2 separate regions of the Homo sapiens genome follow, and region 2 is linked to region 1. A link is an interaction called in ENCODE POLR2A ChIA-PET data of the cell type or tissue named here. Cell type or tissue: IMR-90. All regions are shown on one strand. Links, peaks and the distances in the headings refer to the core of each region. The heading gives the core; the rest is flanking DNA.

Region 1 (4,395 bases), core at 134-4,133:
AGTATTGAGTATCATATCAGATCCAAGTAACTCATTCATCATTTACCCTCCCGACTCCCACCCTGTCCTTAGTTCTTCTAGCCCTTCTTAGAGGCTGTCTTACTTCTAGCCCATCTTACAAAGAAAGGGAAATGAAAAGGGAAGGACTAGATCCCTTGATCCAGATCCTTACTCCCATCCCTCCTTCCATTCCCACCCCACCCCTATCTTCTGTCCTCTACCCCTACTAGATGTTGTATTCCAGCTCCAGGGCTGCCATGGGCACTCCAAGAGGAGAACAAGGTACCAAAGTCCAAGAAAGAGACAGAAATTTTGACCCATCTCAAAATTTACACATGGACCTGAACCATCTGTAGATTTTAGACTCCTTGCAAAGGCATTTTATTCCTTGGGATGACACTCTGGGTATTTTGTATTCTAATTTCTCCTTCTGCCAGATGGTCTATAAGGTTCGAACTCTTAAAAAAAGTGCGTTACATTCCCATTTTAATGTAGCATTTTGGATATTTACTGATCTCCTTCCTGCTTTCTTCTTTCTTTTCTTCTTTCCTTTCTTCCTCCCCTTCTCCTCTTCTTCCTCCTCCTGCATCTCTTCCTTCCCCGGTCAAGGAAAGGCCTGGGGCTGGAGTGGGGGTGGGTAGAGGGTTCTGATCTCAGTTCTTCCCACCTATTTAGAGAGAAGTGCGAATATTCAGCTCACCTTGCCGCCGAGACAGACCATGCCTTACCAGCTTCTTGCAGCTTTACGATGAGTCTCTCTCGGTTTCACAGGGCAGTTATTACTCATGACTGATGCTCACCGGCCAAGCCTAAACGTGTGGCACACTCCCCATACCACACACAGACACAAACATTTGCCTGGCTCACATGAACCGGGATGAGGATGCCATTTCCACCTGGGAGGAGCCACGTGACCAGGCGTTCTCAGTAGCCTCCACTGGTGTCAGGGGGAACAGAGCATTCGGCTGTTGCCGGTCTGCCTTTCCAGGACTAGCATCCATGGAAGATGGGGTCCATCGCCAACCTGCGAAGATGTGGAAGGCAAGCCCCTCATTCCAGAGCCAGAAGCTGTGGCCGGCTTCCCCTTCCCATCTCCAACCTGGGCTAATGACAGCTGGCAGATGCTTGGCCATGATGACAGGTCTTTTCGAAGATGTATTTTTACCCTCTGGATAAACAGCAGTTGGCAGGAGTGGGGCGTTTTTATGAGTTGAGGTACTCAGGACTGGAAAATAAACAGCCAGTTAATGAGCCGGTCTTATGGAAACTTGCATAAATAATAACAAAGAAAACATCCCGTCCCTCATGCCTGGGTGAGGGGATATAAAAGCTGCCATCCAGATGGCTGGCCACCGTCAGTCGTGGGGAACTCCGGCTGCGTTACCGACCTGCGAGCTGACGGGCCCGGACCATGGGGTGCTGCCCGGGGGACTGCTTCACCTGCTGCACCCAGGAGCAAAACTGCTGTGAAGAGTGCTGCTGTCAGCCGGGCTGCTGTGGCTGCTGCGGCTCCTGCTGTGGCTGTGGGGGCTCTGGCTGCGGGGGCTCTGGCTGCGGGGGCAGCTGCTGCGGATCGTCTTGCTGTGGATCTGGCTGCGGAGGCTGTGGAGGCTGCGGAGGCTGCGGGGGTGGCTGCTGTGGATCCAGTTGCTGTGGGTCCAGTTGCTGCGGCTCCGGGTGCTGTGGGCCTGTGTGCTGCCAGCCCACACCTATATGCGACACAAAATGAAGACCTTTCCCTCCACCACTGATGCAGTCCCACCGAAAGCCTCCATCTGCTCCAGGGGGACAGCCCCTCGTGTCCAGAACCTTCCATACCCCCAAGACAGTGTCTTGTCTTTCTGTGATTTGTAGAGGAGGGCTTGTTCTCCAACACCTTCTCTGGTATTTCAAGGCACCGAGAACAAGAGCCATACTCTGATGAAACATTAAAACTCGGTCACAACTAAGTGATCCCAAGCTCAAGGGTGAATCCCCAATACTTTACTTATTCACATGAAGTTCAATGTCTTGTACTATAAGACATCCTCTTCTTCAAGGTGTCTTTGGGACTGATCCTCCGCCCTGGCTTTCTGCAGCTTTGAGATGCAAAAAAGGTCCATCTTCTTTGTGAGCCTCTTAATAAATTTGAGCATGCTGGCATAACCTAATTAGTTCTCTTGCCTCTTCCTTGACCTCCCTGCTGAGGACTGGGTTAGAAAAATTCACTCTGGCATCTGCCTTAGGGTTTTTGAATTGTGGTTTTTGGATCACCTGCGTCGGAATCACCTGGGAGCTTGTTAAAACTGGAGACTCTGAGGCCCTCCCTAAGACATACAGAATCAGAATCCACCAAAGTGTGGCCTGGGAATCTGTGTTTTTAACAAGAACCTTAGATAATTCTTATGCACTGAAGTTTGAGAACCATAGATCTAGACGGAAGCTTCCGTGTGCTGCATGAGATTCACTTGAAAAGCTTTTAAAAATATAGATCATTGGGTTTTATCACTGGAGATTTTACCCGTTAGCTCTAGGGCCTAGAGTCCCTAGGGACCTGCATTTTTAAAAGCTCCTGGGTGAATGCTGATGCTGGCCACATTTAATGGTGATTGAGGGGCATGGCTTTCTTCTGCACTACAGCTCTCCTAGGATGGTTCTGCAGGAGGGCTTCAGGCTTGATCAGAACTTTCTGGCAAAGTCGGAAAGGAGGCTTTGGTAAAACAAGATTGGTTCTGAATGGAAAGGATTTCTAATGGCAAAGCTAGTGAATTCACAGTTTCTGAGGATGTTCTGCGCAGTACAGTTCCTTCTTCCAGCCTCATGCTTGGTCCAGTCTCACTTTTCTGTGCTAGGTTGTCTTACCTGGAACCAGCTACGTTTCTTCTGCCTGAGTTCTAAGGAGGAGGGAGTGAGTATACCTCTGCTAGGTAGGGCCCAGCCAAGGTGTGTGGGTCCACCTGGGAGGTTAAAACTCAAAAGACAGTTGATCAACCTTTTGTTGAAAGTGACCTTAAGCTGTGTGTGTAATAAAACTAATTTTGCTCTTGCCCTGGAAAAATAGTATTTATTTTTATGCCTACAAAGCGATGTTTCATTTGACAAAGAAAAATTTTTTTCTGATTATAAGCATAGCAATGAACTCTAAAAAATGAAAAAATACAGAAACATATAAAGAATATAGCATTCGAAGGCTCACCACTCAGAGTCTATTACTGATAAGCTTTCCAGACTGTTTTCTAAGCATAGTTATGAATAAAACTGGGATTATGTTGCTTTTACCTTTTTCTTTAAAAAATTTTTTTGTTTCATTTTTTATGGTCAACTTTATTGAAATATAATTTACATATAATAAAAAGTTCCCATTTTTAGTGAACAGTATGATGTGATCTGACATTCGTGTATACTTATGTAACCACCACTGCACTCAAGATCTTTATGGAACTTTCCATCACCCCCAAAATTCCCAGTTTGTCTTTGCAGTCAGTTCTTCCCCCACCCCCAGACCCTGGCAACCATCAACCTGTTCTTTATGTTACTACAGATTTCACCATGTCTAGAATTTCATATAAAAGAAATCATGCAGTATGCACTATTTTTCATTTTGCCTATCATGTTTTGTATCTGTTCATTGTTGCAGGTATCAATAATTCATTTTTTTTTCTACTGAATGGCATCCCATTATACAGATAAACTACATTAAAAATATATTCACCTACTTATGGGCATTTGGATTCTTTTGTGTTTCTGGCTATTATGAATGAAGCTGCTATGAGCATTCTCGTACAATTTTTTTTTTTTGGTGAACATATGCTTTGTTTTGGATAAATACTTAGCAATTGGATGGCTGTTTAAATGGTAAGTGAATGCTTAACCTTATGTGAAACTGCCGAGTTGTTTTGCAAAGTGGCCACAGCATTTTGTATTCCAACCAGCAATGTCTGAGAGTTCCAGTGTCTATGTCCTTGGTAACACTTAATATTATCAGTCTTTTTATTTCTAGCCATTCCAGCAGGTGTATAGTGGTAGCTCATTGTGTTTTCATTTTTTTCTTTCATTTATGAACCCAGCAGTATTATTAATGTCTTCTTTTGGAGAGAACCTGAGATTTGACTCTGCCTTGGTTCAGTTTCGGACTCTACTATTTGAGCCATTTTCACTCTGGCTGGAACTGGCTTCCTAGGAACTGGCTCTTTAACCCCTAAGACAAAGCCACCGCCAAAGCAGGAGCTGCCAATGGGACACACTTGTCCAGAGACCAGTGAATCTGCACTGAGTAGTTGTGATTCAGAGCAGCTGATTATTCTATTGCGCACGGTCATGCCTCCTGGATGCATGTGTGGCGGTAGTGATTTTTGAATTACTGATACAGGCTTGCCCTTCTTAGCTATCCACAGAGGTTCTCATTTATTCACTCAA
Region 2 (4,395 bases), core at 325-4,324, 390 kb after region 1:
GTCCACCAGCAAAAGAGAAAAAAAAAAAAAGATGCATATGAGCTAGAGATGTCTAGACTTTCAATCTGATATTTCTGGCCACCCCAGGAAATAACAACAGCTGGCCATATAAAGGGCATATATATTCTATGATCCGAAAGGAAGGGATAGAAGTTTTATAAAAATACATAAATAAAACATCACTAGACCAAACTTTGAACAGCCTGAGAAGCTCAGGGGTCTCAGGCTTGAGACCCAGACCCTGGCAGGGATCCTAGAGAAAACCAAGCTTGCAGCTGAAAGGAGGGGATGGTTGGTGGACTTCCCCTGACTCCAGGGTTAGCAGGAGGCGGTACCCAATGCCTTCTGTATCCAGACGGGTTCTCCCGTGAACCCATGACCTTGAGACTACTAAGCTCAGACAATTATCCTCATTAAAGAGCAGAGGATTTACAAGCAAGCGAAGGAAGTTAGTTCATCCTGAGAAGTTGTTATGATTGTTGCTAATACTAAAGTGAGCTTTAACCTTTATCACTTTTATAGGACACGGGAAGAATCAAAGTCGAGCATGAAAGGTAAAAAATTTCCTTCATTGTTTGAATCTCTGTTTTTAAGGAATTAGCATGGTTATCCATTTTGTAGTAGTCATAATCCTTAATGTACTCCCAAATGTCCTGGGTTCAAAATGTCCTGGGTCAGGAATCTTCAATGAACAAATTAGCTAATACAAAATGATGTAAGCTCTCATTATTGTCCTCAATATAGGTAAAAGCAAGCAGTAAAGAAAATTAAAATGATAATTAATAGTATTATGTCTCTATTAAGTAATGGAGTCAGTTTACTAAACCCCTAGAAAACTAAGAGGCAATGATTTCATGATTTCATTTCTCAGATGATTCTGTTGAACACTCGTGTTCCATGAGATTTGAATAGTGTATTACGAACACTGTGTTCTATGGCCAGATAAGGTTAGAAATACTGTGTGCCATGATCCTCTTCTTGGACAGTCCTGTTGCAGTTCAGTGTATTAAAGATGGAACAGGTACTGCTTTGAAGGAGAAAAGGAACAAGAAAGAGGTAGAAACAACAAAAGTTTAACTTTGTTTAGCCCAGTATTCCCAAACATCTTTGACCTGGAAACATGCTTTCTCAGATTACCTTTAATATCTCACAGAAAAGTTGCAGGAGACTGTAGTCTGGGACAAGTGGCACTTTCTGATTAGTTTGTGATAAACCTATTCTAAGGCATTGGAGATTCAAAGAATCAGTTGGAGTAATCATCACAGGACAGCTGGTCTCACTGCTACCCATCTACAAAATAAGACAAGGGTCTTTGAGACTCTCTTCACACATGTCTTAGGATGGGGAACCCATACTTGATGGGATGGTCCCAATGGAGAGGTTTTAATTTAACAAAATTCTCCCTTGTAAATTTATTAATGATTTCAATTCTTCCCTATGGTCTAGAATTGCTTTATTGATGTTTCAACAGGCACTTATTCAAATAAGTTATATATTTGAAAACAGCCATGGTAAGCATCCTTGGCTTCTCACCCATTCCTCATGTGGCATGCTTTCTAGACTTTAAAATGAGGTACCCTGAATAGCACTAAGTGCTCTGTAAGCTCAAGGAATCTGTGCAGTGCTACAAAGCCCACAGGCAGAGAAAGAACTCCTCAAGTGCTTGTGGTCAGAGACTAGGTTCCATATGAGGCACACCTATGATGAAGGTCTTCACCTCCAGAAGGTGACACTGTTCAGAGATCCTCATTTCCTGGAGAGTGGGAGAAAATCCCTCCTTTGGGAAATCCCTTTTCCCAGCAGCAGAGCCCACCTCATTGCTTAGTGATCATTTGGAAGGCACTGAGAGCCTTCAGGGGCTGACAGCAGAGAAATGAAAATGAGTACAGTTCAGATGGTGGAAGAAGCATGGCAGTGACATCTTCCATGCTCTTTTTCTCAGTGTCTGCAACTCCAAAGATCAAGGCCATAACCCAGGAGACCATCAACGGAAGATTAGTTCTTTGTCAAGTGAATGAAATCCAAAAGCACGCATGAGACCAATGAAAGTTTCCGCCTGTTGTAAAATCTATTTTCCCCCAAGGAAAGTCCTTGCACAGACACCAGTGAGTGAGTTCTAAAAGATACCCTTGGAATTATCAGACTCAGAAACTTTTATTTTTTTTTTCTGTAACAGTCTCACCAGACTTCTCATAATGCTCTTAATATATTGCACTTTTCTAATCAAAGTGCGAGTTTATGAGGGTAAAGCTCTACTTTCCTACTGCAGCCTTCAGATTCTCATCATTTTGCATCTATTTTGTAGCCAATAAAACTCCGCACTAGCTGCATCGTGTCTTTTTTTAATATCATAAGGCAAGACAGCACCTCAGGGTTTCATCCTAACAAGGGGTTCTCAGAACATCGTCCATGGAAGATCCAGAGAAATCTCCAGACATCAGACATGTTCACGGCAGCCAGACACTGGGCAGAATTGTCACCCTGTAGCCAGGCAACCTAGGCATGAGTCATGGGTCATGAGGCTCTCCACAATCCACACTTCTGCCAGTAGGAAGGGAAGGGAGGAAACAGAGAAAGGGAGGCCCAGAAAGCCTCACTGGGAGTGTGAGATGACCAAAAAGTATGCTATCTCACTTTTAAAAAGGAAAAAAGCTGAAAGGCCTAAAAGAGTAACTCTCTTTTAGGCTACTCTAAGCTAGAAAAGGAGATTAAGGGAAAAAAATTCTCATTACAGACAGATACTATGGCTCTAAAAGGGGAAGTAACTCATCCAAAATTCAAATTGCAAATACTAGGATCCAGAGTATCATGCCATATTAGTCTGTTCTCATGCTCGGGTATAAAGACATACCCGAGACTGGGTAATTTATAAAGGAATGAGGTTTAATTGACTCACATGTGGACATGGCTGGGGAGGCCTCACAATCATGATGGAGGGCAAAGGGGAAGCAAGACACGTCTTACATGGCAGCAGGCAAGAGTGCTTGTGCAGGGGAACTCCTCTTTATAAAACCATCAGATCTCGGCCAGGCACAGTGGCTCACGCCTGTAATCCCAGCACTTTGGGAGGCCGAGGTGGGTGGATCACCTGAGGTCAGGAGTTCGAGACCAGCCTGGCCAATATGGTGAAACCCCGTCTCTACTAAAATCGAAAAATTAGCTGGGCATGGTGGTGGGTGCTTGTAATGCCAGCTACCTGGGAGGCTGAGACAGGAGAATTGCTTGAACCCAGGAGGCTTAGGTTGCAGTGAGCCAAGATCGCACCACTGCACTCCAGCCTGGGTGACAAGAGTGAGACTCTGTCTCAAAAAAAAAAAAAAAAAAAAAAAAACATCAGATCTTGTGAGACTTATTCACTATCAGGAGACCAGCACACGGGAAAGACCCTCATGATTCAATTACCTCCCACCAGGTCCCTCCCACAACACATAGGAATTATGGGAGCTGCAATTCAAGATGACAATTGGGTGGGGACACAGCAAAACCACATCACATGCTGAGCTGTAGCAGGTGAATAAACCACTGAGACTACGAACCTCTGTCCTCTGAAGAAGATGCCATTTTCTCAAATTCTAGGAGTGTGGGCCACTGTTCTGAGGTTGCTGCAGAGGAGCACTGCTGGAGAAAAGGAAGGGGGAAATCCACATATCCACTAAGACATCGTCAGAATACTGCACATGGAATTATAGGATATTAACAATTTAAGAGACTGTAGACACAGGATAGTCAAAATCTCCCATTTTACAGACAAATCAACAGAGGCCCAGAGCAGTGAAGGCATTTACCCAGACACTCACTGGATCGGTGCAGCTGGATCTAGATCCAGGTCTCTTGACTCATTTAACAGCTGTTAAACCAAAAATGGGTGTGATTTAGTCCCATTGTCATCTGATACATTGGCAATGCCCTGCATATTTTTTTGTCTCTATGTTTAATACTCCTTTGTAAAGGGTAGCTTTTGATATTTCCTGAACTGAGCATCTGTTAAAATTGGATTCATCTTCCCTTTAAGGCAACAATTGGTGTTTCTGATCTTTAATGCCAAAAAAAAAAAAAAAGAAAAGAAAAAGAAAAAAGAAAAAAAATAAAAACAGAATAACCACACCCTAGCAAAAGTGTACTATTGGTTTAACTAAATACATTAACTCTCTGATGTAAAATTAATAATTTATCTTTACTATTTCAAAGAGACTCAAAAATAACCAGTACACAAACATCTTCACTAAGTTTTCTTTGTGCAGCATTTGTATGTGGTGACTTTTTTTTTTGAGACGGAGTCTTGCTCTATCACCCAAGCTGGAGTGCAATGGTGCCATCTCAGTTCACTGCAACCTCCGCCTTTCGGGCTGAAGCAATTCTACTGCCTCAGCCTCCCAAGTAGGTGGGATTACAGGC

Evidence for each region. ChIA-PET counts read pairs that join two places held together with the same protein. Peaks named below come from ENCODE experiments on the same cell type or tissue, not always from the same donor. Only the 100,000 strongest peaks of a DNase experiment are listed, where the experiment ranks them.
Region 2: POLR2A ChIA-PET joins it to region 1 with 5 read pairs; 2 of 35 experiments call an interaction of 5 or more read pairs at or near these places.

Annotation. Positions count from the first base shown.
Region 1 is chr17:41,312,667-41,317,061 of GRCh38, reverse strand. KRTAP17-1 (keratin associated protein 17-1) reads left to right here and starts at 1,352. Exons shown (of 1, transcript NM_031964.2): 1 at 1,352-2,150. The coding sequence starts at 1,412. The coding sequence ends at 1,729. In IMR-90, for the core only: no CTCF peak of the experiment used is centred there; no DNase peak of the experiment used is centred there; H3K27me3 peaks cover 153 bases.
Region 2 is chr17:40,920,631-40,925,025 of GRCh38, reverse strand. KRT23 (keratin 23) reads left to right here. Exons shown (of 9, transcript NM_015515.5): 8 at 523-554; 9 at 1,943-2,326. The coding sequence ends at 2,037. LOC105371777 (a long non-coding RNA gene) reads right to left here. Exons shown (of 3, transcript XR_934754.3): 3 at 3,535-3,618. Among named protein-coding and RNA genes, the nearest start is that of KRT23, 15 kb to the left of the region's middle. In IMR-90, for the core only: no CTCF peak of the experiment used is centred there; a DNase peak (open chromatin) is centred at 2,515; H3K27ac peaks cover 419 bases.